3 separate regions of the Homo sapiens genome follow, and regions 2 and 3 are each linked to region 1. Evidence: chromatin loops called from intact Hi-C (ENCODE). Cell type or tissue: right lobe of liver. All regions are shown on one strand.

Region 1 (8,000 bases):
TCTTTGTGATTTTTTTACATGGGATTCTGTCAACTGGTTTTACGTGAAAAGCAGTGAAATGAGAGGGAAATGCCCAGTATGTGCCAGGCTCTGGGCAGGGTCATTTACATACAATTACCTTATACACCTGTGATTAATGCCAAACACGTGGCAGAGCTGGTCTTGATAATTCCTCACTAGAACTGAGGATCAACTTGGATCACCGCTCAAGCAATGTCTGTTTTCGTTTCTTCTGCCAATAATTTCTCTCTATAGATCACTGAAAAAAGGGATTTGACCTTGGCTTTATTTTTTCTAAAGCCATTCTACAATTAGGACAACCATGACAATATCTAGCATTTGTTTAGTGCATTCTCTGTCCCTAGTACTGTGCTAGCTGTTTTTCTATTGTTCTGAGGAAACTATTCAAACAGTCCTAGACACATAGCCCAATTTCTGGTTGAGGTCACACAATTTGGAAAATCGCCAATTTTGTTATATCCCTAAGCAAATCAATTTTGTAAACAAAAAGATCTCCATGTAGCTCCTCCAATCAAACATAGCAAAACCGGCTCTTCGATCAATAATTCCTATTGAAAAAAGCAATCAAATTTCACAAAAAGCAATTAAACTTAAGGTTGAAAAGAAAATTCCTAAGTATTTTTATATCAAATATTTTATAAATGAAGGCAGAGTTTGCTGTTTATAATGGTGACTATGGCCCAACGTCATAGGTTTTTAAATTTATTTTATTTTTTTATTTTTTGAGACAGAGTCTGACTCTGTCACCCTAGCTGGAGTGCAGAGACGCAATCTTGGCTCGCTGCAACCTTGAATGTCTGGGCTCAAGCAATACTCCCACTTCTTGGGAAGCTGAGATGACAGGCATGCACCATCATGCTGGCTAATTTTTTGTATTTCTGTAGAGACATGGTCTCTCTATGTTCCCCAGGCTAGTCTCGAACTTCTGGCCTCAAGCGATCCTCCCACTTCCGCCTCCCAAAGTGCTGGGATTACAGGCGTGAGCCACTGCGCCCGGCCTATGGTTTTTATTCTTGACTTTGCCAGATTCCTTTGTCATTACTTGAATAAGCCAATTAAGCTATCGTGCTTATTATGCAAAAATTATTTTTGCGTTTCTAATCAAATGAACGCCAACACAATAAGACGTTACCTGGGGAGTGCTCAACGGAAGGATAAAACACTCTGAAAAAAATGTTATTGTAATTTTTTCTATATTTGGCTGGTTTATGCTGCTGTCACTGAGCTAGGTTTTCATCTAGACATGCTAATTCAGTGTAGGTCTGATTGAAGCTTTTTTGTTTCTAATTACTAAAATAATAAGGTGTCCAACTCTTTTTTCTTATTAGGAAAGTTAATATTAACAGTGATACCATGGAAAATTTAACACTGACAGGAGCATATGTGTTTTAAAACACAAGAAATGGGATGAATCTCAGATTGCCTGGAAATAGTCATTTAAATGAAAAAGTTTTTAAATTTAAGAGATAATAGAAAAGTTAAAAGGACACACCAGATGGCATTTTCACTCACCAGGATTAGAAATAATCATCCAAACAAATAAAAAGTGTATCAAAGTTATTTTTCACATTTATTTATATCAGAGAGATAAAGCAGTCATTTTACCTTGCACATAAGGACCACTTATGAAATCATTTATATAATTTGAGAAGGCATTTACTATGTCTATAAAAATTCATAAATTAAACTGTCACATTAATTCAATCATTTATAGCAAACTCTCCTTCCATTAATATATTTTACTTTAAAAAATATTTACTTTTTGGTTTGGACTAAAATCTCATTCAATTCAGTGATAGTACTTAACATTTTCCCACTGCAATTATGTGAGATTTTCTGCTTCAAAGACATTTTTTAAGTTACTTCCTTCAAATTAATGTGTAACTATCCTTCTCTTTGCAAACTATACAATCAGGAACCACTTTATGTATTTTATTAAATAAGCTAAAAATTGCAAATATTTAATTTTCATTTATAGTGGATTCAGTGAAAAACATAAAAATTATTTCAGTTCAAGGCATATTTGTCATTACTAATGAGTTAACATAAAATATTATCTCCCTAAATATTTTCTAATTCAATGCCAAACATACCATATGCAATATCATCATCTCCAGAAAGTGCTAATCCAGCTATATAAACAGCATATTTGTCTTGATCTTTTCCTAATACAACCCAATACTATTCATGCATCTGTTTTTCCTCCAGGCATAGACTACTGGAGCTAGAAGGGGCTCCAGAAGGATCTAATCTGACCCATCCTCTCCTCATTAAAGTGTGGTTTTAAAAACGTGATACCAAGTCTCTCACACATTGGCAATACGAAGCTACTCAGAAAGGAACTAAAGTTCGCATTCAAACTTTACCTTTGTAAAATTCCCAAAGAATCTCCCACGGCGTTCTTCACTCCTTCCTTCCCAGGTTTCAGAATTTTTTCTTTGAAGGTATCAAATGCTTTAAAAGGCATTTTGAATGAGGGGCACCTCTGAGCCGTTAACAGTCAGTCTCAAAAACTGTCATCCTTCCTCATTTCCAGTGTGAGAACCACCTTGTTTCCCTTGGTGAACACCTGGAAGTCAGTTCTCGTGGAGGGAACTACTCAAAATCAAAAAGGAGATGAAACCCAGCTCGGATCTTCCAAGATAAGACAACTCCCTCCTCTCTCTGCTCCCCACCCCTCCAAAAAAGAGTCCAAGGGGTGTCTGGCTGGGAATTCAGTCCCTTGCAAAAGCTGCACGCTCTGCAGCAGCCTGTGGCAGCTGTCTCAGGCAGCCACTCTCAGACTGAGCGCAGCCTCTCTCCCTCCCTGGGCTGCAGCTGGGGACGCTAACATGAGCTCCGGACCACCAGGAGTCCTGAGACCAGCAGCAGTATCCGTGGCCTAGCTCCAGCCCCTCCAGCCAGCCGCGTCCCCCTCCTGCCCCACCCCAGCTCGCCTGCCGCTCTCACCAAGTGAGACTTTCCAAGGTGATGCTATAGTAACCGGCACAATACCTGCCCCTCAGCCGCCTGGGCTTATGAATGGGCTCTCAGCCAGAGCAGGCACCCAGAGAGAAATTTATGAAACATTTACAGCCCTTTGCTTTTCTGAGGTCTGGCCCTGCAGACAGGCTCACAGCCACCACTCCATGCCTTTTATTCCCCTCATGAGAGTCATGAAGCCGTTTTTCAGCCAGCCACTAGCATGGATGTGGTCCCACGAGGAACTTGCATTTGAGTAGCCCAAATGCAAAACCCAGGCCACATACATCCAGGAGGACATTTATTTGCTCCTAATCAACAGAGCAGGCTCTCTCAAAGTATGATACGTAGATGCCATTTGGGACCATCTAATTGAAGATTTCTGAGCCGGAAGATATCTAGAACCTGCTTAGAACTCTCCACTGACTCCTCATTGTCCTCAGGATAAATAAAATTATTTTTGTTTTTTCCCCTTTTCTCCCTCTAGATGGACTTTTTTTTTTTTACTTTAAGTTCCAGGATACATGTGCAGAACATGCAGGTTTGTTACATAGGTATACATGTGCCATGGTGGTTTGCTGCACCTATCAACCCATCATCTAGGTTTTAAGCCCCACATGCATTAGGTATTTGTCCTAATGCTCTCCCTCTCCTTGCCCCCCAACCCCTGACCAGCTCCGGTGTGTGATGTTCCCCTCTCTGTATCCATGTATTCTAATCATTCTACTACAAAGACACATCCACACGTATGTTTATTGCAGCACTATTTACAATACAATTCTTTATCATGGCACACAAGGCCTTTCCCTGGGACCCTAAGTCTTTCTTCTTGTCACTCTGCTTTCCACATCCTCATTTCACTGAACTCAGCAAGCTCCCTATTGCCTCTGGGCTTTACTCAAGCTATGCCCTCTGCCTGGGTAACTCTCTGCACCCCTTCAACTGGGTAACTTCTAGGGGTTCTAAGGTCATGCTAAGATATCAATCCTCTAGAAAACTGCATGGGCAAGGTGAGATGTCCCTCCTCTGTGCCTCCAAATCACCTGTCCTCTGCCCTAGCAGAGCCTGGCAGGGAGTGGGCGTTACCTAAATACTTGTTGAACTGGGGCTGAAACGCTGCAAGTTGTGGCCACATTTATGGGCAGCAGGATGACGCCTCTGTAAATGCTGCTGCGGTGGAAAAAAAACTCTTCATCTTTGAGGCTCCTGTGTTCCAATCCTCCAGTCTGCATGCGACTGACAAATCATAGGCTATAGGCTCTCAGGCTCCCCAGGAGTCATTTCCACAAGACCAGTCAATATCCTCTGCAAGCCACTGTCCAAATTATCCAAAATTTGAATTAAGTTCAACTAAGTCCGTGCTGAATCCTTGGTAGGCTAAATATTGCTAATATCTTTTGAGTTCTTTCTAGGGTCCTGGCTCTGTGTTAAGCACTCTTTAAGTATCACCACAATCTTCCCAGCAAGACTCTGTGGTAAATAACTTCTTATTTTCCCCAATTTTACTGGCAGGAAACTCAGACAAAAAGAGGTTAAACTTACCTGAGATCATACAGCTAGTAAGTAGCAGAGCCAGGTTTCAGATCCAAACAGCCTGGCTCCAACCTTTTCTCTCTCTCTCTCTCTTTGTCTCTCTCTCTCTCTTGCTCTCTCTCTCTGTCTCCCCCTCCCTCCCTCCCTCTTTCTCCCCACACATACTTTACTGAGACATATTTTGCATTTCAAATAATTCACCCATTTCAAGTGGACAATTCAGATTCTTATAAATTTACCAAGTTGTGTAACCATCACCAGAAAGCAATTTTAGAATATTTCCACCCCAACTAGATCCTTCATTTTCACTGTTAATCCTCATCTCCTATCCCATATCCTGCAACAACTAATCTACTTTCTATCTCTATAGATTTGCCTTTTCTGGACATTTCATGTAAATAGAATCATACAATCTATGGTTGCTTGTGTCTGGCTTCTTCCACTCACTATAATGATTCTGAGGTCTGTCCATGTCATAGCATGTATCAGTAGTTTGTTCCTTTTCTCTTTTTTGTTGAGTAATCCTTCGTTGTAAGGATATAACACAATTTTGTATCTCCATTGACCTGTTGATGGACATTTAGGATAGTTTCTAAAAGGACATTTGTTTCTAAAAGGACAATTTCTGGTCACCAACCTTCCCATCATAACCCCTCAAGACTGAGAACAGGAAGGCCCCAGGAATACGCATGTCTAATCATTCCACCGAGTATTTGCCTGTCCTCAAAAAGCTCACTTATTCATTAAAAGCAAATACAATCACAATAAACCATGATAGACATACTCTCTTACCGAAAGCATCCACTGGTGGAGCTTCTAACCCATTCCTCCAGCCCAACATATCCTTATGTTCCTTATCTCTTAGAGCACATAACGGAAGAAATACTAGGCAAAAACCACATCCATCTCTCCTGAGGCTCAATGACTTCTGAGAGCACTAACCATTCCTGCAGAATGTATTGCTCAGGAAGCATACCTAGATCTGCAGTTTCTTGTGGTGATTTAGATGTTTGATAATAATAATAACTAAGATTTATAGAGAATTATCTACATGCCAGACTTTAAGCACTTAACATGCACTAACTCATTCAATTCCCCACAATGACCCTGAGGTAGGAAGTGTCATTATACCATCCACAGATGAGGAGACTGAGGCACAAAGAGGTGAAGTAAACTTGTTCAAGTTCACACATCTAGGAAACTGAGCAGAGACAGGATATGGACCCAGAAAGTCTGACATCAGAGCTTGTGCTCTTACCTTCTACAGTAGAACTGTTGATAATAGGGACTAGAAAATATAAACCAAGACTATATAGAAGTGAGGCTCATTTCATTCATTTATTCATTTCTTCCTTTTCTTGAGGACCTACCTGGTAGCAGGCCCTTCTTAGGCACTGGTGATATAGGTTGAACTGTGATATTCCCCTTGAAGAAAGAAACCAACCAGAAAATGAATGAGTCCATTACAGTGCAGTGAGTCCCACAAGAGAGGGCCGGGGGAGCACAAACAAGGACACCTACCTGAGCCTGCAGATGGGAGTGGGAGAGGGCTTCCTAGATGAGGGGAGGATAGTATAAACCTTCAGGGAGGAGAAAGACTGAGGCAAACAAAAGGAAAAAACGGGGGAACAAAGACATGCATGAGACAGCATGGCATTTGGGGAACCTTGCATAGCGTTAGAGAGTCAGGTAGGAATGCCCATGCAGCAGAAAACACGACTGGAATGATGATCTTGAACACTATGCAGTTCAGTTGTTGCAGAAGAGCACTGAAACATGTGCTTCCCTGGTCACAACAGCAAAGACATGGAATCAACCTGCGTGCCCATCAGTGATAGACTGGATAAAGAAAATGTGGTACATATACACTATGGAATACTATGCAGCCATAAAAAGAGCCACATCATGTTCTTTGCAGGGACTGGATGGAGAAGGAGGCCATTATCTTTAGCAAACTAACACAGGAACAGAAAACCAAATACCGCATGTTCTCACTTACAAGTGGGAGCTAAACCATGAGAACACATAGACACAAAGAGAAGAACAACACACACTGGGGCCTATCAGAGGCTGGAGGGTGGGAGGAGGGAGAGGATCAGGAAAAATAACTAGTGGATACTAGGCTTAATACCTGGGTGATGAAATAATCTGTACAACCAACCCCCCATGGCACAGTAACACACCTGCACGTGTACTCCTGAAGTTAAAAGTTAAAAAAATTAAAGGAAAAAAGCAATGACAATAATTCAACAAATAAGGATCTCAATAAAGACAAAACTTAAAAAAAAAAAAAAAACCATGTGCTCCCCATCTCAAAATCTCAAATATAGCAAAGATAGGAAATTATGTGCAGTGTGGAATTCTCTGTGGGGGGGTGTGAAACAAGAGCCTGGGTCTGTGCTGGGGATATATAGACTGTAGATACAGTAGAAAAAAAAACAGCCATTGATATATATTTAATGACTTCCCATTGTCCTGTACTAAAAATGCCTCTTCCCTTAGGGAAAATAATGTAACTAAGGCATCTTTAGGGGTGCTTTCCCAGATCATAGCAATTCTTCATTCTCAGAGAACTTCCAGGGTCCCCTGCCCCCTCCCTCTCATAGTGACAGGTCTCCAAAAGTCCTGTAGTTAACTATAATGTTTCTCATCCCCCTGAGCACTGTTGAATGGACCGGGGTAGACACCTGGACCAAGCTGAACCAGTCAGATGTGAGATTCTCCTACTCATTTATTTATTTAATTTATTTATTTATTTGAGACAGAGTCTCACTCTGTCACCAAGGCTGGAGTACAGTGGCACAATCTTGGCTCACTGCAACCTCCGCCTCCTGGGTTCAGGCAATTCTCCCACCTCAGCCTCCTGAGTAGCTGGGATTACAGGTGTGTGCCCTCACGCCCAGCTAATTTTTTTTTTTTTTTTTTTTTTTTTTAGTAGAAACAGGATTTCGCCATGTTGGCCAGGCTGGTCTTGAGCTCCCGACCTCAAGTGATCTGCCCGGCTCAGCCTCCTGAAGTTGGGATTACAGGCGTGAGCCACTGCACCCGACCCTCCTAGTAATTTAAATTTGGAATTACAAGACTGCTAGTTAATCTTGCAGGACTCTGGAATTATAACTATAAGGTGGTTACATTAACTTTGTGGTGTAGAGATGCAGAGAACACTGGTCTTGGAAAAGATTGAGAAATAAGACAATGAAACTATAACAGGGCGAGGGTATGGGGTGAGGATATTTCTCATGGCCTTCCAGGCCTCATCTTCCTAGACTCAGTTGTCCTTTTACCCTTGGGTTTCACAAAATACTCACATCCTTACAATAAATTGCCCAAGATAGTTTCTGCTCCTTACAAATAAAGAGTCTTGACTATTGCGATGATTTAAAACCCAAACCCTGTAACGCCAAGCATTTCTCTAGCTAACACCAGATTGGTGAGCCTGACTGCCCAGTTTGGTGATATGGAGGACTCCAGTCTGCAGCAACAAA
Region 2 (8,000 bases), 310 kb before region 1:
TACATCTCTCCCACCATCCCTTCATTACTATATGGTCATGAGTCCATCTTAACATTTCTCCCAATTATTTCTGGAAAATCAGGGTTGGGGAGCTCATGGGCTCACCAGTTCAAGCTCCTATGCTATCATCTGATAGCCACCATGGAGGTCTTTGGGGAGGTCTCAGGCTCACCAAGCTGCACCAGCACAGTACTCCCGCTGGTGTCCACCAGAGGGCACTGGCTCCCATGGAGGCTATGGGTCCCACCAGAGCTGCACCCAGGGCCCTCCCTGTGGCCCACCACTGCGGCCACCTCCCTACTGCACCCTCTAGAGTCCCACCCTGCAGCTGCTCTGTTAGGAGGGAGGAAAGTTTCTTTCTGTGCCTTTTAGCCCCCGCCCCACACCAAGTGTAGCCCAAAGGAAAGCTGACTTGTGTTCAGATACTCACAGATGTGAGATGTGTGAGAGCAGCTGTTAGTTTTTACTCGTAGCGCCTCCTCTAGGCTTCGGATGAGAGTGCCTGGGAGCTGGGCTGCACTATACGCAAACCACTCCTCCTGCCTGGACATTGTTGTTGGACTGAATTGTGTGCCTTGATCTCTGTCCTTAGGATGAACTCTTCCAGGAGAATCTAATAGCTCTTTAAGCAAAGAGACTGCTGCTAGGCCCACCCACCAGTCCCTGCCCTATGCAAGTGAATCCTAGCAGGGGAAGAGATTACTCTGCAACTAAGACCCTTGGAATTGCAGTACAGTGAAATCACCTGCTTCCAGCCCTCAACTCCAAAACATCTAGGATGATTGACCTCCACAAAGCAAGCCCAGCACTTTCTCCCGACTTGAGGCAGATTTTTCAGGCATGAAAGGTCACAGCTGCACCCTCACTCCCATTCCAACCCCACCAAGGAGTTGGCAGAAAGTCCAGGCCAGCTGAAAACCCAGCCGTGGGATAGCCTGCTCCAGCCAGCAACTGTGTGTCACCTCCACTGATCTCCTGGGCCTGAGCAAGTCAGGATATATGTCAGCTCCCACCTGGGGTGGCTACTTCTTAATGTTGCTGAGGTCCTTAGAGCAGGAGCCAAGAAAAATGCAGCAATTGTGAGACTCTGCAATTCTGGAATCTCTGTTAAATGCTTGAGTTGTGAAGGTGCAAACATAAACCTCATTATCTCTTTTCTGGGAATTTTGCTTTTCCAAAAGAGTATTTGCCACTAGCCCCTTTGACAGCGGCAAACATAAGGATATTGTGGGTTCTGACAGAACAAATTTCCTTCTGGAAATAGTTGCAGAAAGAGGACAAAGGAGGCCAAAATGAGTGCAAGTGGGTAGCAAAAACTCAACATACCAACCCCAGTGTTGTTCCCTGCCACCTCCTCCCCCTGCTTGCACTTCAGCTTGAGTTGGGAATGCCTGCTGCCAAAAGTGCCAGTGCAGTTAAATGCTGCTTAGCCTCACCAGTGGCTTCTCTCTCACTTGGAGAAATAATAACTAGTCAAATGCTGAAGATCCTCCAGGCATATTAATGATCTGTTCATGTTGTTTATAGGACAAATGGAATGACTATAACCAAGATGCTGACAGTGAGTGATGATTACTATCTGACAAAGCACTATTCTCAGTAAAGTCTGGTTTTCATCTGGGGAGACTGAGGGAAAATTCAAAGGCGCAAAGCAAATGGCAGAAGCCTGGCAGATTTTTGTACCGGTTTCTAACATTCATGGATTCCCTAGCATGCTCCAGGCACTGTGAAGTGGTTACTTAGTTATCTCCTTAATCTACACAACAGGTACCTCTGAAGTGAGTACTGTGATCCTTACCTATAGCCAAAGAACCCTGGTAACTTATCTAGGCTTCCACAGTGGCAAAGAAAAATATCCCTAAGGGATTCTGACCAAGTCCTTAAATCATTAGCACCATTGGTCAAGACTCAGTTGCAAGAGACAGAAACCCAGCTCAACGTATGCACCATCTAACTAACTTCAGGCATGGCTAGATCCATGGATCTAACCATGTCACATGCACTAACTCCATCTCTCCTCATTGATCTTTTTATCTCAGTTTGCCACAGCTTCATTCTGTGTGTGTCGTAAACTTTATTCTCTTCTGCAGCAGAGCTTCCCCTTATACAATCGGGAAGCTGAACACAAATAGTTCCAGCCAACATTATCATTTATCTCATGATCCCAGAGGAAGAGAGAGCCTTTCTTTTTCAGAATCCATGTGTAATCTCTCAGGGGAGATGCTGGCTCCATTCAGGTCACATTGCATCTATCCTTAAACCAGTCACCACAGTGGGGAGTTGAGTCCCGTGACTGACAGCCCACTGAGATCACATGAAGAGCGAAGCAGTGTCTCTGTGAAAGGAAGGTTACTGGACAAAACCCAGATGCCTATTAGAAGCAATTTAATAGAACTAATTGGGACTTAACTTAGATGGAGTCCCTTATGAACTTGGGTCTGCCAGTTTTCATGGGATTAATTTCTTTTTGTTTTACAATCTCTCGTGTGTGGGATATACTTGTTAAAATGGGATCAGAAGAACACACCAGGAAGCCCCAACCAGGTTTGTGTGTGTGTTAGAATTAATTTTAAAGTGAGTGGCTAGCAGTTTTCTTTCTAGAATAAAACTGGCCTGGACACTCCAAAAATGGTCATTTCATAAAAGGAAAAAAAGAAAATAACGCTGAGGAACCACACCAGATTAAGGAGACTCAAGAATCATGACAACTAAATACAGTCTGTGATCTTTTTTATTAGATCCTGGATTTAAAACTGTATATTAAAATGGCATTATTGTGACAATTTTTCAATCTTAGTATCTCTAGGTTAGATAATGATATTTCATTAATGTCACATTTCCTGAGTGAGACTGTGGTTATATGGAAGAATGTCCTTGTTATTAAGGGGCACATGCTGCAGTATTGGCGGATGAAGAGTCGATTATGCAACTAATTTTCAAATGGCTCAGAAAAAGATATATACACACAGATATAAGGAGAGAAAAAATAGAAACTATAGCAAAATATTAAGAATTGATGAATCCAGGTGAAAGGTATATGGGTGTTCATTATAACACTGTACTATTCTTGTAACACTTCTCTAGATTTCAAATTTTTCTAAATACAACATTGACGAGAAAAGAAAAAATTAAGGTACAGCCTCATAACAATCTAAAATTTAACTCCCCCACCCATAACGCAGAAAGTAAAGTCCAAAAAATTCAATCGTGTAAATGTGAGGTCATTTAGTGCCAGGCTAGTTACGTGACTGAGGATTTAACAGCCAGGGTTGCAGGAGTCCAAACTGTCCAGGTCCACTGCTGCTGGCGCCACCTGGTGGCAGTTATCCGCTGAAGGCTGGGGATTTGTTCTGGGTCCTATTGGTAGTGATGCCAGGAATCTGCAGGTGGTAGCACCCCTTTCCTCAATCAGATCCAGGAGCTTGCCCAGGAGTATTCCGACAACAAGGAGACCCACCCTCTTGTTTCCTGCTTTCCAAGAAGGGTTGCAGGTCGTGGGCAGGGGTCGAGGTGAAACACTCTGGGTCTAGTCCACGTGGGAAGCACTGGCATCCAGCACCTGCTGCGATAGCAGGCGGCGGGCTCTGCCACTCTGCCTGCAACAAAGTCCCTGGCTATGGAAACCTAATGACCACTAGTTCAATGAGGAAGTGCTTGGAAGAGTTTGATGCAGTTGCCTGTATCAAATCATGGCTGAGAGGGGAACATCACTTTGTCAGTGCAGCAAGGTCAGAAGAAAGATCACACTACTAATTTTTAAAAGTCAACAAACAGTTGAGAGACTATTAAAATTATTGGATACATTATTTGCACTCCAACTTACATCATTTAAAGCAGTTTTATTACAGAATAAAAGGGAATGTATTTTAAATTTTTATTTATACTTTTTTATAGAATTTTTTCTTTTTCTGTTTTTTTGTTTTTTTGTTTGTTTGAGATGGAGTCTCACTCTGTCGCCCAGGCTGGAGTGCAGCAGCATGATCTCGACTAACTGCAACCTCCACCTCCTGGGTTCAAGCAATTCTCCTGCTTCAGCCTCCTGAGTAGCGAGTAGCTGGGACTACAGGCGCACACCACCACACCTGGCTAATTTTTGTATTTTTTTCTAGTAGAGATGGGGTTTCACCATGTTGGCCAGAGTGGTATTGAACTCCTGACCTCAGGTGATCTGCTCTGCCCTCAGCCTCCCAAAATGGTGGCCATAGATTAATTTTAATTTCAATACATCACACCCGACTCATAGATTAATTTCAATTACCATATTGTTTTAAAATATTTTAATATCACCTGTGCATGAAGGTATGTTTTATTTTTGTTTTTGTTTGAGATGCAGTCTTGCTCTGTCACCCAGGCTGGAGTGCAATGGCATGATCTCACTGCAACATCCGCCTCCCAGGTTCAAAGGATTCTCGTGCCTCAGCCTCCTGAGTACCTGGGACTACAGGCGTGCACCACCATGCCTGGCTAATTTTTTGTATCTTTAGTAGAGACGGGGTTTCATCATGTTGGCCAGGCTGGTCTAAAACTCCTGACCTCAAGTGATCTGCCGGCCCTGGCCTCCCAAAGTGCTGGGATTACAGGCATGAGCCACTAAGCCCAGCCAAATGTGTTTTGAATACCAACCTGTACACACACCACTATATATACATACATACATATATACACATATATACATACGTGTATAAACACCAAAAGTTATTCTAGCCTGTTTTCTGAATGGAAAATTGGTCATACGGTACCACTTGTAGGTGTCCTTTCCCTACTGTTTTATTCTTTTTTAAATCTTGTTAATCCAGATAGTGTTTATGGTATGATTTATTTAACAGTACCATCTGCGTATGGTATGACTTACGACTTATATCTTGCCTATTTTAAGAAAAGATTTGAGGTGGTTTATGATACTCAATCATATATAAATCAAGGCAATAGGGCCGGGCGTGGTGGCTCACGCCTGTAATCCAGCACTTTGGGAGGCCAAGGTGGGTGGATCACAAGGTCAAGAGTTCGAGACCAGCCTGGCCAATATGGTGAAGCCCTGTCTCTACTAAAAACACAAAAATTAGCCGGGCGTGGTGGCGCTCGTGTTTAGTCCCAGCTACTCGGGAGGCTGAGGCAGAAGAATTGCTTGAACCCGGGAGGCAGAGGTTAATCGCCTGAACCGGGGAGGTGGAGGTTGCAGTGAGCCGAGATCTTGCCACTGCACTCCAGCCTGGGTGAGACTCTGTCTCAAATAAATAAATAAATAAATAAATAAAACAAGGCAATGAAAAAAGATTAAGATGAAAAACCATAAAAGAGGGGTGAACATGAGGTAAGCTAAATAGTCACAATTTTAGCTTTAAATTTCAGGGGGAAACAAAATGAAACAAAATGAGCTCTTGCTTCTAGACCCTCACCTCCAAAGGACAGCCAGAGTTTATTCTGGCTAGAAGGACACCCAGGAGAGCAGGACAATTGGAGCCAAGGAGTCTCTCAGTAGCAGCATCTGGTGACACCAGAACCAGAGAGTGGCTTCATGAAGACCAAGAGACCAAGAGGCCAAAACTCCATAGGCCATGAATGGCTCTCAGAATGGGTTGGCCAAGCCCAGGGCCAAAGGCAGGAACTGCACCACTAAGGACACAAGCAAGGAGCAGCAGTTGGGGTCAGGAAAGAGCATTCCTGAGTGACAGCTGTGGGCAGCAGCTGGAACTGCAGGGCCGGCCTTGAGGTGGAAAGGAAAACAGGGCTTCAAGGACCAGGGATACAGAGGACACTGATATAACTCTGCATCATTAAAGAAATCTGTGTTTATCTTTCATTGAAGGGCATAGTAACATGGCAACGATGAATTTTGTAAATGATACAGAAACATTCTTCTCATGAATGCTTCTCCTTGACAAAAGATAGGACACGTAGTAAAAAAAATAAAAATTTAAATTAAAAGGCTGAATAAGAGCTAAATGCATTTTGTGCAAATCAGTAGCATTTCTACATACCACTGAGAAGCAATTAGGAAATATAATGAGAAGGAGATTCCAGCTGCAGCAGCAAGAAAAAGATAAAGTAGCAAAGTACCTGGGAGTAATTTTTTACAAGAAATGTGCGTGACCTCTATAAAGAAAACCCAAAACTTTACTGAGAGAGTTAAAATTGAGTTCCATTAATCAATCTTTGATTAATGGGAGGGTATGCCAGACTGGAAAACTTAAGAAACGTCTTAAGATGTCAGTTCTTCACAAACTCACTTATGGATTAATGGCTCCCAAATGAAATTCCAATGGGGGAAAAAAGAAAAGGAAAATGTTTTAAAGTTTACATGAACAAAGATGAATAGTAATTAACTTTAAAAAGTCAGTATATGTGTTCTTGGTAGGGTGGACAAATGATGGTGAAGAGTTCCACATTGTAGAAAATTCCAAAGCAATAACTGAAATAGTCTTCCAAGAACAGAGATCACAGTAGGGTCTATAAGAGATATAGACTGGATTATATATAATAATTTCATGTCTATTTTTTCAAAAAGGCACCACGAAATAATGTGGAAGAGAAGAATAATTCAATCAATGGTGTTAGAATACTTGGTTAGATATTTGGCAGAAAAGTCATTATGTCACACATTCATCCCAATGCATTTCAAGTGGATGAAGACTTTATATTTAAAAATCAAACCCTAAAAGAACAAGAGAAAATAAAATAAATATTTGTCAAATTTCTAGGGGCAGTGTAACTTTTCAAACTTGGGAGTAACTGAAGAAGTCGTAAGAGTTAAGAGATTTCACTGCACACAATTTAAAACACCTTCATATAAAAATACATAACCAAACAAAAGATAGGTCAGGCATGGTGGCTCACGCCTGTAATCCCAGCACTTTCGGAGGCCGAGGTGGAAGGGTCGCTTGAGCTCAGGAGTTCAAGACTAGCCTGGACAACATGGAGAAACCCCGTCTCTACAAAAAATACAAAAGTCAGTGGGACATGATGCCCTGTACTCCCAGTTAGTTAGTCAGGAGGCTGAGGTAGGAGGATCACATAAACCCAGGAGGTTGAGGCTGCAATGAGCTGTGATGGCACTACAGTTGAGCCTAGGTGACAGAGCGAGACTCTGTCTCAAAATAAACAAACAAAACACACACACACACACACATACACACACAAGATAGACTGGGAAATATATACTCAACAAGGGCAAAGGCAAGGATTAATATATTTTACCCTTATGTAATAACGAGTATGCCAATTAGCAAAAGGACCACTAAGACGGGTAGGAATAAAAATGAGCAAAGGACATGAATAGAACTTGTCAGCCACAGTAGTCGTCAAGGAAATGAGAATAAAAAGAACAACAAAATAGCATGTTTTATTTCTTAGTTAAATATGTATATTTTACTACACAGAGACTACCCAGAGTTGAAGAAGGGGAGAGGTACTAGGAAAGACAAGTTCTTAACCCTACCAGTGGCATTGGAAATCAAGAAAAGACATTCAAGGCTGGGCATGGAGGCTCACTCTTATAATCCCAGCACTTTGGGAGGCTGAGGCAGGCAGATCACTTGAGGCCAGGAGTTCGAGACCCACCTGGCCAACATGGTGAAATCCTGTCTCTACTGAAAAAAATATATATATACAAAAATTAGCTGGGCAGCTGGGCGCGGTGGCTCACGCCTGTAATCCCAGCACTTTGGGAGGCTGAGGCGGGCAGATAACCTGAGGTCAGGAGTTCAAGACCAGCCTGGCCAACATGGTGAAAAATACAAAAATACTAAAAATACAAAAATTAGCCAGATGCGGTGGTGTGCGCCTGTAATCCCAGCTACTCGGGAGGCTGAGGCAGGAGAATCGCTTGAACCTGGGAGGTGGAGGTTGCAGTGACCCAAGATCGCAACACTGCACTCCAGCCTGGGTGAGGAAACGAGACTCCATCTCAAAAAAATAATAATAATAATAAGCTGGGCATGGTGGCACATGCCTATAATCCTAGCTACTCTGGAGGCTGAGGCACTGAGGTTGCAATCAGCCAA
Region 3 (8,000 bases), 380 kb before region 1:
TCAATGATTGGCTCAAGGATGGGGTCTTGGGACGCAGACCTGCCTAGTGAGATAGGAGGAGTCTGTCAAGGAGCTGCAGGGGAAAGTTTCTCAGCTCCTAGAGCAATGGCCTGAGGAGGGCACCAAAACTTCTTACCCTGTGATCATTGTCAGGTCTGAATGCAATTCCTGAAACCCTGCAGCCATGTGGCTGCCACCATGAAGATAAATTGAGAGAGGAAGGCACAGGGGAGAAGGCCTTTCACAATGTCACTGAGCAGCCTAATCAACCCATCCTAAAGACGGGCCTGCCTCTGGTGTCCCTGTTATGTGAAATAATAAATTTCCTATCGTTTCAGCCAATTTGAGCCAGGGAACTGAAGCAGTATTCAAGAGCCTTCTTGTTACACTGGCACCTTCTGGGAAGATTAAGCATCTGTCATACCTACCTCCCCTTCAGAGGTTAGTTTTCTAGGGCTGCTGTGACAAAGTACCACAAACTGGGTGGCTTAAAACAACAGAAATTTATTCTCTCATGGTTCTGGGGGCTGCGAGTCCAAAATAAGGTGTCAGCAGGGCTGTGCTATCTCTGAAGGCTCTAGAGGAGAATCTGTTCCATGCCTCTCTCCAGGCTTCTGGTGTTGCCAGAAATCCCAGGGTATTCCTTGGCTTGGAGATGCATCACTCATATCTCTGCCTCTGCCATCACACAGCTCTCTCTGTATGGTCTCTGTGTCTCTTCCCTTCTTATAAGGACACTAGTCACATTGGAGTAGGGCCCACCCTAGTCCAGATGACCTCATCTTAACTTAACTACACCTGCAAAGACCCTATTTCCAAATACAGTCACAATCACAGGTACTGGGGATTCGAACTTCAAAGTACCTTTTTGGGGGATACATTTCAACCCAACACCCTGACATGGTAGCTAAAGCTGACTGGACCAGGGAAGGCCACTTGGCCCAAGTCTGCAAGATGTCAGGTAACAAGAGTGTCATCCAATAGGAGCCCAATGACCTGGGCTCAAATTGCAGCTCTTACTCTCATATGTCCTCAGGCAATTCTTTACCCTCTCAGGGACTCCATCTCCTCATTTATAAAATGGGGGAAAATATCACTGTTTACCTCAGGATCTTTTTGAGGATTAAATGAGTAAATACAGAAAAAGTAGTTAGAACACAGTGCTTGGCAAAAAGAAAGCTCCCCAAAGTGTTTGTTAGCTACTGAATCATCCTCACACTATCTACCCCTCCATTTTCATTGAAAAAAGCACCTTAAAAGAGAATTCTCTACTCACAGCCCTCCTCTCCCTTTTCAGAGCTCTGCAACGTGGCTCCCATCCCGCCACCCACTCACGTGGCTCTCACGATGTCACCAAGGCAGACTTTAATTTTCAACCTCCTCAGTCTGTCCTAGAAATTCTCTGGGCTTTCCAAGAAAGGTGCTTGCTTGGTTCTCCTACCTCTGTCATTATTTCTACCCTCACCGTGCTTCCCCCAAAGATTGGTCCTTGGTCCTCCAAACACACACAACGTACTAATTCTCACTCTTATTATCTCATCTTCTTCCAAAGATTTGACTGAACTCTCTGTGCAGATAGTGCCAATATCTTCATCTCCTGAACATGTTCTCCATATTTCTAATTTTCCGTGAGGCATTCTGACGTGAGAAGTCTCACGGGCACATCAAATCAACACATCTAACCTATCACCATCACATCCTCCCTCTTCCTGACTTCCACATTCCTGGGAACAGCTCAGACTCTGTCACCCTGATGCAAAATCTCAGGGAACACTTACTATCCCCATATCCAGCCAATGACTAGTCCTGCCAGCAATTCCATCCCTCTCCCCCTAGACCCGCCTCTTCATCCCACCTCCCTAGTTGATTTCTGTCTCATGTCAAGACCACAGTCACAGCCACTAACTCTGTTACAACACCAGATTCTCCCATAGGAACTCCATCCTGTTCACCACCATAATAATCTTCTCTCATCCATACATTTGTCTTGTCACCCCCCTACTGTGAACCCTAAATGTCCTCCTACTACTTAGCTAATGTTTAATGTCTCACTGATGTCTCTGGGAATGGCATTTTAGGTTGCTCAGTGTTTTCAAACCAGGGTCTGCGAGCTCTCCACGAGAATTTTTAAACTATCTTTGTTTCTCATTTAAAAGTTAATCATTTAAAAATTAATACAAGCATATTCTGAACCAAGTCCTGCCACTTAATTTTAATGCCTGGGTTTACTTTTGTGTTTCTATCAGGTTTGGCACCAATTGGTACAATGAATGAGAAAAGGGGAGAGATGGATATGCCGAGGTACATTCATGGCAAATGAAGATTCAATAACCTCACATCAGTGAGCATTAACATTGATTTCACAGGGGGTTGAACTCAGAAAGGTGGCAGCAATGCAGAGTCATCATGAAGTACCTAGCAGTAAAACTGTACTGCACTCAAAGAACCAACATCACTGCAGCCAGTACCCCATTGCATTACAAGCAGTGACTGCATTTCAGCAAAATAACAACATACATCATATTCAATTAGTGTGGTAAATTTGTATTTTTATTTGGGTTACTGAATTTTAAATCTCATCTGCAAAATCAATTTTAATGGCTATTTGGAATGCAAGGTGTCTATATATAGTTCTATGTTTGAACATACTTAAGTAACCTCATAATAAAAATAATTTAAATCCATTTTAGAGGTTCATCATTAATGCTTTGCATAGGCATCCACATTGCTGGAGTTTGAGAAGCCACGGCATAGTGTTTAAGAGTATATAGGATTTAGTGTCAAACAGACCTAGAATGAAATCTTGGGTAATTAATTTCTAGCTGGGTGGCAAAGCGCAAGTTTCCTCATCTGTAAAATGGAGAAATAACAGTAACTTGCTCATAGAGTTCTGATTAAGTAAAATAATGTATGCAGGGAGTCAAGAGCAGCTGGCAGGCAATAAGTGCAAAATAAGCATAAGCTGTAGCTATTATCTTCACTTTTCTTTTCTGATCTCTAAGTCACTGCCCAACATTCTAGAATCAAGAAAGTTTTGAAAGGAAATGGAAAGGAGAAGAAGGATTCAACCAAAAGAAAAATGGCACGGCTCACTCTTCTACTTTCGACCAAAGTAACCAGTGTTTAAGGTTGAGTGAGCATAACAAGGAGAAAGTCTCACTTTGATTTTCAGCAGCACTCTAACACTTGCTTAGCATGTTCTCCAAACAGCAAAGAGTAGACTTTTACCATGCATTTTCAATTTGCACTTATTTCTTTTAAAAATAGATTAATATAAATCTTTAAAAAGTAATTCGATTGTACTATCAAGTGCATAATAGTACAGGTGCTACAAAAACAAAAGGGTTAAAGCAAATGATGAAGATCTGGGAACAAGAGATGACTTCTTATCTCCCTGGACATTTCCTCCATCTAATTCCATGCAAAAGCAGTAGAAATCCACAAGAGGGCGATCCAGAAAAGTGAGTCCACAAGCAATTGCTCTGATTCTGAAAATAAATGCCTATGCATTTATATTTTCTTCCCTCTCCTCCCCAGCCACCCCCTTGACCTCCAGCTTTTCCAGGCAATAATATTTTTTTAAAAAAATCAAAATGACACTAGTGCTCACCTATGGTGATCTGGCTGACACAACTGTAGTAGCTGCCCGTCGTTGCAGAGGAAAGGTTATAACTTCCGCTGCTCACATCTTTGTCTGTTAAGAAAATAAAAGACAAGAAGGTTAATTATAACTTAGTAGACACCATGACCACAATGTAAATATATGACTGGTGGTAAATAAACCAGCTCTCCTTGTCTATGACACGGGTAGTCTCATACTCATTCAGTGGTTCACCCATCAACGTTTAGGGAGAGCCAGGTGCCAGACCCTGGGATGGGCACTTAGAACATATCAATAAACAACCCAGACAGCTACACACAGGCAATTGCAGTTTCATGTCATCATTATTACAATGGGAGAGTGAAGGGTGCTTGGGCAGTTGGGGGCAGGGAGTTAGACAGGAGAGAGGGTGCCTGACCCAGACTATAGACTAAAGAGTATCAGGTAAGGTTTCCTGGAGGAAATTTAACATCCTAATGAAAACCTAAAAGGTGAGTACTATCTGACTGGGCAAAAAGTGGATGAATTGAGGGAAACGATGCAGGCAGGGGAGCTATCATCCCCATCCTCCATCCTCTGGAGGCTGAGAGGCCACAGGCAGCTTCGTGGGTTAGCAGCTGAATGCAGTAAGAGAAGGAGAGATGAGCAGCAGCCAGGTTGCAAAGTGTCTTGTAAACCAAGTTAACAAGTTTGGCTTCTGCCTAGAAAGCAGGATCCTATTTTTGTTTTAGGAAGATCACTTTGTGGCAGTTTCCAGGATAGATTGGAGGACACTGAGATGAGAGTAGAAGGACTTATTTGCGAGGCTGCTGCAGTATTCTGACGAGAAATAGTGGTGGTCAAACCATGGGAGGAGTGGCAGTGGAGACAGAGAGGGGCAGATGCAATGCCCTCAAAAGCTAAAAGTGCAGCACAGGAATCAATTTCCTCATTACCGTGAACAGAAAATGTTCTAGGCAGAGGGGGGCAAAAGAAATCAAAGCCTCACAGGTGCATTGCATATCAGCATTTTCACCCACAACATTTCGTGCACGAGGTAGGTGCCACCCTTACATCTCTGATGGAAAGGCTGAGAATCCAGGTGGCTGAGTGCCGTGCCCAAGGTCACACTGACAGCATGTGGCAGAAGAGAGCTCAAATCTAGATCAGGAGTATTTGAAATTGTTTATGAAACATTGCAGGAACACAAAATTTAAAAACTCCTAGAAGATAACATAGGAAAAACATCTAGATGGCAGTGATGTTTTAGATATAACGCCAAAGACAAGATCCATGAAAAAAATAATGGATACACTGGATTAAAAACTGCTACTCTATGAAAGATAATACAAACAGAATGAGAAGACAGGGCACAAACTGGGAGAAAATATTTGTAAAACACATATCTGATAAAGGATTGTTATATAAAGTATACAAAGAACTCTTAAAACAACAATAAGAAAACAAATAAGCTGACTTAAAAAAATGGGCCAATCACTTTTACAGACACATCACCAAAGATGATACAGATGGCAGATACACACATGAAAAGATGCTCCACGTCAGACACCAGAGAAATGCAAATTAAAACAAACATAAAATACCACTACACATTTATTAGAATGGCCAAAATCTGGAACACTGACAAGACCAAATGCTGGCAACAGGACCTCTATTGCTGGTGAGAATACAAAATGGTACAGCCATTCTAGAAGAGAGTTTGGCAATTTATTACAAAACTAAACATACTCTTACCATACCATCCAGCAATCACACCCCTTGGTATTTGGTATTTACTGAAAGAAGCTGAAAACTTACGCCCATCCAAAAACCTACATACAGATGTTTATAGCAGCTTTATTCATAATTGCTATAACTTGGAAGTAACCAAGATGTCCTTCCGTAGAGGAATGGAAAATAAAACTGTGGCATATCCTAGCAGCTTTATTCATAGTTGCCATAACTTGGAAGCAACCAAGATGACCTTCCATAGAGGAATGGAAAATAAAACTGTGGTATATCCAGACAATGGAATATTATTCAACACTAAAATGAAATGAGCTATCAGGTCATGAAAAGACATGGAGGAACCTTAAATGCATAATACTAAGTTAAAGAAATGAATCTGAAAAGGCCAAATTCTTTATGATTCCAACTATGTGACATTCTGGAAAAGGCAAAACTATGGAGACAATAAAAAGATTAGTGGTTGCCAGGGGTCAGAGTGGAGGGAAGGAATAAACAGCAACACCACATAGGATTATTAGGGCAATGAAATTAGTCTGTATGATACTGCAATGGTGGATACAAGTCATTATTAAATTACCCAACAACCAAGAGTGAGCCCTAATATAAACTATGGATTTTGGGTGATTATGACGTGTTGATGTAGGTTTATCAATTGTAACAAATGCACCACTCCAGTGGGAGATATTGATAACAGGGGAGTATATGTGGGGACAGGAGGGTTTGGGAACTCTTCTGTAACTTCCTTTTAATTTTGTTATGAACCTAAAACTGCTGTAAAAAAATTAACATAGGGTATAAGTGATTTTAAAATATTACAATAAATACATTTTGTCTAATATAAACCACTACAGGTTACAAGAGTCATATTAAATAGTTGCAACACTGGTCTAAAGGCAACATTTGAACATTATGTGACAATAAGAAAATTCTGATCTATAATGGTGGAAAGTATAGGTCTGAGGGGAAGAAGTAATTATTAGGATTTAGTCAAATGCATCCAAAGAGAAAAGGTGCCTAGAAACGTATCAATTCAGACTTTAATGGGAACACAATGTGGATTGACAGAGAAGATGGCTTTGTAGGTGAATGTTCTTAGCAGGAAAGAACAGCAGGTACCTGGACAGAGAAGCCAGGAAATAGGAGTCATCTTTAAGGGGTTTTCTATAGGTGCCCTTGGTTTGAAAGCAGTTGGGAAGTATTGACAAAAGCAGGTGGCAAGCCAGAGGACAGAGAAACAGTGGTGGCTCTCAGAGGCCAGTGCACATTCACAAACAGAAAGGTAAATGCTAGGAAATATTTTTAAAACTATTTTTAATATGGGAAAACTAATTCTAGCAAGTGTATGTGGCCAACTCTTTCCCTAAGAAACATCTCCAAACCATCTCCAATCTCTAGAATGCTTCCTGAACAGCTAGCCACACCTCCAATAATAGCACTGGGCATGCAAGATTACACTGGTTTACACATCTCCTCAACCATGAGCTTGTCCAGGGAAGACCCACATGTTATCCAATTTGCAATTTCCAGAGTTTAGTGCTGTGGCTGGCATAAGGTAAATGCTCAATGAATGTTCGTTGGTTTTAAAAAAGGAAGGAACAAAATTAAAGAAGGAACAAACAAATAATTAATTCTCCTTCCTATTAATTTCAGAGAGGTTGCTGTGATCAAAGAGAAAGCACTGGGATGAGAGTCAGAAGACCTAAGTTGGAAGCCCAGCTTTGCTACACATAACCTCTTTGAACATGGCCAAGCTGTTTAATTTCCTTAAGTACTGATTCCTCCACCTGCAAATGGTAACAATAGTGCTTATCTCACTCTTGGGGGGCAGGGGAGGAGGTACGGTTTAAAAAAATAAATCAGCTACATGAAATCCATAGTTAGCAAATAATTCTGTATATATTTGTGGAATTTGCTGAATCAATAAAATTCAGACTTAAAACATATCAAACTAAGTACTCTAAAGTTGTCATTCCTCATTCTTTCTAAACCCTTCTCTAGGGCTCTATCCTGATCTATACTTATAAGATTTTGGAAGGAAGAAGACTTTCATAGGACAGGTCAATGGCACCAAAAAATGTATACAATCAGAGAGAGAGAGAGAGATTTATAAGCACAGAAATGACTATGAATGAGGAGGAGAAAAGGAATGAAGAAGAAAAAGCATAATGAGAAATCAGTAATCAACAAACAAGCAGAATGCTTGAATTAGGAAATGAATGCCTAGGAAGAGGCTATGAACAGCAAAACTATGGCAATTTGAATCAAGCCTGAATGGTAAAACCAGGGCAACAATTTTGGTGGCAGTATTTTGAAAAGACTCCAAGAGCAAAAGTACAAAGAGCCGTGGCAATTGCCAAGTGCAAAGTGATGACCTGAAGGAAGGTATTCTTACCTACTGGAATTAAAACAAAAAGGCTAGATTTTACAGAAGAGCCTGAATATCCATTTAATCCTTTAAGAACCACCTAGAGTTAAATGATAAAATCATGTAACTAGTGGGAAAACTTGAGACTATGAATGAGATTAATGAACATTGTGGGTTCTAGAGTCAGTATCCAGATTAAACAGTCTATTCCAACCCCTGGACACATTATTTCTTCTCTATGTGGCTTTGTTTCCTCATATGTAAAATGAGAATAATAAAGGCACCTATATTATAACATTATATGAG

What was found. Hi-C counts contacts between places; a loop is a spot of excess contacts. Peaks named below come from ENCODE experiments on the same cell type or tissue, not always from the same donor. Only the 100,000 strongest peaks of a DNase experiment are listed, where the experiment ranks them.
Region 2: a loop joins it to region 1, with 2.8 times the contacts of the local background. A loop is called at or near these places in 17 of 110 quality-filtered maps.
Region 3: a loop joins it to region 1, with 4 times the contacts of the local background. A loop is called at or near these places in 52 of 110 quality-filtered maps.

Annotation. Positions count from the first base shown.
Region 1 is chr12:100,351,880-100,359,879 of GRCh38, reverse strand. SLC17A8 (solute carrier family 17 member 8) reads right to left here and starts at 2,806. Exons shown (of 12, transcript NM_139319.3): 1 at 2,388-2,806. The coding sequence starts at 2,488. RefSeq lists enhancers at 2,355-2,855, 2,856-3,356. In right lobe of liver, no CTCF peak of the experiment used is centred here; no DNase peak of the experiment used is centred here.
Region 2 is chr12:100,664,430-100,672,429 of GRCh38, reverse strand. No RefSeq gene overlaps it. Among named protein-coding and RNA genes, the nearest start is that of GAS2L3, 95 kb to the right of the region's middle. In right lobe of liver, CTCF peaks have their summits at 208 (motif pointing right) and 3,319 (motif pointing left); a DNase peak (open chromatin) is centred at 3,309.
Region 3 is chr12:100,729,468-100,737,467 of GRCh38, reverse strand. It overlaps a transcript of ANO4 not described here. Among named protein-coding and RNA genes, the nearest start is that of ANO4, 61 kb to the left of the region's middle. In right lobe of liver, a CTCF peak has its summit at 3,439 (motif pointing right); no DNase peak of the experiment used is centred here.